2 separate regions of the Homo sapiens genome follow, and region 2 is linked to region 1. The links are chromatin loops, found by intact Hi-C in ENCODE. Cell type or tissue: gastrocnemius medialis. All regions are shown on one strand.

Evidence for each region. A loop is a pair of places that touch in the nucleus more often than their neighbours do. Peaks named below come from ENCODE experiments on the same cell type or tissue, not always from the same donor. Only the 100,000 strongest peaks of a DNase experiment are listed, where the experiment ranks them.
Region 2: a loop joins it to region 1, with 7 times the contacts of the local background. A loop is called at or near these places in 12 of 110 quality-filtered maps.

Annotation. Positions count from the first base shown.
Region 1 is chrX:54,181,480-54,183,979 of GRCh38, forward strand. It overlaps FAM120C (family with sequence similarity 120 member C), which reads right to left and starts at 1,775. Exons shown (of 16, transcript NM_017848.6): 1 at 1,021-1,775. The coding sequence starts at 1,719. RefSeq lists silencers at 1,268-1,317, 1,328-1,537, 2,108-2,207. In gastrocnemius medialis, no CTCF peak of the experiment used is centred here; DNase peaks (open chromatin) are centred at 1,062 and 1,782; H3K4me3 peaks cover 2,416 bases; H3K27ac peaks cover 2,037 bases.
Region 2 is chrX:53,683,217-53,685,716 of GRCh38, forward strand. The region is part of intron 2 of HUWE1 (HECT, UBA and WWE domain containing E3 ubiquitin protein ligase 1); the gene reads right to left. Among named protein-coding and RNA genes, the nearest start is that of HUWE1, 2.3 kb to the right of the region's middle. In gastrocnemius medialis, no CTCF peak of the experiment used is centred here; DNase peaks (open chromatin) are centred at 195 and 1,085; H3K4me3 peaks cover 2,189 bases; H3K27ac peaks cover 2,500 bases.

The DNA of each region.
Region 1 (2,500 bases):
TGGGGATGCTGCCAAGCTGTTCCCCAGGCCCCATATGCAGTGACCCAACTACATGCAGATTGGACTTAACTGCCTATGGGGCCTTGCACACTTAATATTCCTTTTTGCTTCTGCTCATTTTCTTCCTCCCACTTAAAGCAGCCTCCTCCCAAGCTTGTGACTCATTCAAATCCAATCCACCTTTGAAGACCCAGGTGAGGTCCGACTTCTTCAGGGAAGCCTCCCCTGACCACTTTAGTCCAAAGATATCCCACCACTCCCACATACAGAAAACAGGAACTGTACTTACTGTCTGGACCATAAGGCATAATCACATACACATTGCTATAATTAAATGTTTCATGTGTATACATTTAACTTTCCAAGGGCATGAGCAGTGTCTCACATGTCTTTAAAACCCTTACACTCAGTGAGTTAATACTTGCTGAACAGTGACTGAATCAGTGGGTTTTTATGTGTTTAGGCTAAGGCAGGAGGAAGAAGATGCATGTTGAAATGAAAAAGGCTGAATGGACACAGATGGGTAAAAAAGCAGCAGTGGGTGAAGACGGAAAAACAATGTAGAAGAAAGGTGTTCAGTTCACACCTGCTTAAGTGATTTACTGCGAGGTTGGAAAGAGATACAGGAGAGAGATGTCAACTGGCAAAAGCAGGGTAAAGGCATTTCAGTTTGAGGCAGAAGACACCAGGAGAAAGATGAGGCTACAAAAGAAATTCTGACTAGATTCTGCTGAAACCTAGTGGTAGGCCAATTGGATAAGGGAAGCTAAAGGGAGCTACTGGGATGACATGAGTAGAGATATGGCCATGTAGGTGAGTGAATCCGTAGGGGGTGGTATGAAGGGGGAGGTAAATGGATAAAATGGTAGAGGGTAGTTAGGCAGGTAGGTTAGCTGTTGGGCGGGTAGGTGGGTGGGTAGATGGGAGGTAGGGTAGTGGGTAAGTGGGTAGGTGGTTAGGTATTTAGTTGGGAGGGAATAGGTGTGGGGCTTATTATTTAAGATCCGGCCCCTCCCTCACCTTGACCCGGAAGCGGATGAGTGCTAGCCTCACGCAGTGGCTCAGGCAGGCCGGTGGCAGGAACCAGGCCCGCGGTGGAGGGGTGCCCTTGTTGCCCACGTGTCCCACGATCAGTTGCGCTGTCTGCCGCTCGGCCTGGCACCGACGGCCCCACTCGGCCAGCCGGTCCTTGCCCAGGCCCCCCGGGAACATGACCACGAGCTCCAGGCCGTCGCCGCCAGGATAGGCACAAGCCTGGCACAGCGCTGACAAGTAGCCCAGCATGGCGTTCCATTGGCCGCCACACACCCAATCCGTCTGGTAGCCGCCATAGAGCCGCGGCAGCGCCGAGCCGGCGTCCACCAGCACCCGGGCCCCGGGCAGCTGAGGGGGCGGCGGCGGCGGCAGCGGAGGGTGCAGCCCGGGCTGCGCTTGGCCATGATGGTGGAAGTGGTGAGCGGGGTGATGGTGCCGAGTCGGCCCCGCGCCCCCGGAGTAGGCACCCAAGGCAGCGGGCGGAAGCGGCGGTTGCAGAGGCACGGAGCCCCTGGCGGCGCGTGGAGCCCCGGGCGCTAGGGCTGCAGTCGGCGGCAGCTGGCGGTGCAAGTGCTGCTGCTGCTGCTGGCGCGAGACCGTGCGCGCGAGTTTTAGGAGGTCCACGGGCACCACGGCCCCGGGACAGCGCTTCTCCAGGAACTCTTGGAAGCCCTGGACACCCATGCTTCGTCGGTGGGCAGACGCGATAGCGGCTGCGCAAGCAGGATAGGCGACGATCTGGGCGCGAAGCTGGGGGCGGGCGCGTGCGCACTCCGCGGGGGGCGAGGGGGGGCGGGAAAAGGATTCCCGAGGGGAGGGGTGAGGAAGCGAGGGAATGAGGGCGGGGAGGGGAGGAGACCACAAATTGGATTTGGGTAGAGAGAAGGGGAGGGGCAGACCGGACCCGGGAGAGGCTGGGAGGATAAAAGCGAGGATGGGCTCTAGTCACTTCTCTTTTTTCTCCTTTCCGGCCGCTCTTCTTCCCGCTTTAGAAGGGGTGAAGCCTCTTTCTTCCACCTCCGGGAGCCATGTTGCCTCGTCTTCTCGGTGGTACACGCTTTCTAGCTGGAGGAAGGGGAGCGAGGAGGGGCGGGGCGGGGCGGGGAGAGGGGCATCTTGGTAGTTGTAGTCTTCTCTATGGCCTTAGGATATAGTCGAGGAACCAGACTACCACCCTTCTCAGCCCTTGTGCTCACAGGGTCACAGGAAGCGGGGCGTGATGATGAGTGTTTAGGAGTTGCACTCCAACTCCTTGCATCTCACTGAGTTGCTTAGGTTATTTACTGCTTTTTCCTGGAAAAAGAGTTTTGGGGGATGGATTGATGCATCATGGGAATGGAAGTTAGAGTGGATTGACTGAATTCAGCTAAAGTGAGCTAAAACTCCCCAGGAGGGAGGATTTTCCCCTTAGTGGAAAGATAATATTTAAAGAGCTGTTGGTCCCAATTAAGAAAGACGTAACTGG
Region 2 (2,500 bases), 500 kb before region 1:
TACCAGCCTCAACTATCCACGTAGATGAAGATTAGATGGGACGACAGAATTAGGAGGGGTGTGGGGAGAGGAGGAGGAGTACACCAGTGACACTACTGCTTGAACCCTAAGCCTTAGCTCTAAAACCGCGAGAGTTGGCGAAGATGACCCCACCTCGAGAAAAACCAGGGTATTCATCCGGGTCGTCGGAGGTGCTGAGAACGGAGGTTGGCCGGCAGAAAAGGTAGGGGAAAGGGGCCACTCTTCATTGGTTGCTCCTCTTTCCCACCGTTCAATTTAACCCCCAACCCCACTCCCCAGCGAACTCCAGACTCCCCTCCCACCCTTCCCAATCCGCCCACTGCGGCGGCGACAACGGAGGCGTTGACCGATCGGTGGGGCAAAGGCGGGCCCACACGCGGCCGAGGCCCAGGAAATGGTGTCGCCTCAACGGACAAGAAACGAGGTGGTCTTCGCCTCAGGTCTAGTTTACCGGCACCCCGGCGTTTCGCCAATCGTCACCTCCTTAACGCTGGGCACCTCAGAGGCGTCATAAAGGCAGATAGCCAACACCTCTGTGCTGGGTCCTGGCCGGACAGACATCAGCCTCCGCCGCCATCTTAACAGCAGGCGGACCGACCCTAGTCACTGCCCCCCCACCCCCCACCCGCGAGCTACCTCAGCCACCGCCAACGAATCCCACGAGGACGTAACCCTGCTCCCGCGAGAATTCTCCGGCTTAGAACGGCACGAGCCGAAGACCTTGCCGCCGCCTCCGCGGCTACTGCAGTCAGTAACCGAGCCACCGCCGCCTCCGCGCGATCCCGCGAGAACCTCTACCGGACGGGAAAAGCCTGAGCCCAGCCCTTTCCAGACCCCTCCTCCCTCCCACCAAAGCCGAAGTAGCTACAGCTTCACCCTACGCGAAGCGAAAAGCAAATGACGCACAACCTAACGAAGCAGTGAGGGGCGGAGCCAACCTACCACGGCCGGCTCCCGCATGCGTTGAGAACTATCGCGATATTACGCTTTAGCCTCGGCGAGACCTTCTTAATTCACCGCAGGATGCCGCCCGCGCCTCGCCTTTAGGAAACATGAGATATCGCGAGACCTGGTGCACACTCCTAAAAAGGAGAAAGGCGGAGCTTCATGAAAATGACTGGGAGTTTTTCGGGGGAAGGGAGGAACCCTCCCGTCCTGCAGGGATCTCGCCTACCACGAGGTTTCCGACCCACTGCGGAGCTGGCTGCCAAACCTCGCGATGACACAGCTCAGCGCCAAATCTCGGCCATGTCCTGAAAACTGCCTCCGCCCCCGATCTAGGTGTCTAGAGCCTAGTGCTTGAGGAAAATTTAAAAAGTCAACCTGTTTATTCTCACGCTTCCGGGCAAGGCTGTACCAATTAGCCAAACTCCATTCTGGAAGCGGAGCAAAGAGTCCCCCATTGTTACCTGTCTCCAGGAATAACATATTATCCTGGACTAACATTTAAAAGACGTTCAATCTCACAGTAAGCACACAAATGCAAATGAAAACAATGACATAACATTTTTTGCCCATTAGATAGGGAAAAAAATTTTTAAACCTACATTATCCAGACTCCTTCCCTCGCCGCACTGCAGGCTAACCTGAATCCATCTTAATCTAACTAAAGGCCATATCATTAGTTCTAGTTCCAAAGCCACCAATTTTAACTACTGAAGCTTTACCTTGGCATAACCAAAAAGATCCAATAAAGTGGTTTTCTCCAAACAAAGGAGTCTGCCCTCAAAGGAATATTCAAGCTTCGGGGATGGGGGGAAATGCCTGAAGCTTTTAATATGGCAGTTTTTCCACGTCTAGCCAACAGTGTTTCTCCAATAAATCTTGGGATCCAATCTGGCTTGATTTGTGGGCTTTTCCATTCTAATGCATTGTTCTGTCCGTTCTAATTTAAATAGTTCCTTTAGAGTACATTTTAATAGCCAGTAGTACAAATATCCCTATCTTTACTTACGTTTTAAAATATTTTTTTTCAGTTATTCTTAGCCATTTTTTTCCCCCGGATGAACTTTAGAATCATAGTAAGTTCCAAAAAAACTTGGTATATTTATTGAAATTGCATCAACTGTATAAACCAATATAGGAAAAATGGACATCACTAAAATATTGAGCCTTCTTATTCAGAAGCATAGTATTCCTTCTCTTTTCATGCAGATGTTCTTTTATGGTATTCGTCAATAAAGTTTTATAGTTTACTTCTAGGTATTTTTATTCGTTTCTCTTGCTATTGCGAACAGGTTTTTTATTATTAAAATTTCAAAATGCTTATTGCTTATAGATAGGAAAACTGCCTATATAAACTATTGATATTTGCCTATTTACAAACAAAAATATGATCAATTTCGCCAGTAATCAGGGAAATGCAAATGAAAACAATGACATACGATTTTTTTGCCCTTTAAATTGGCTAAAATTACAAAGATTGATAATACGTGTTGGCATAACTGTGGAAAAATAGGCACTCTCGCACAACATTAAA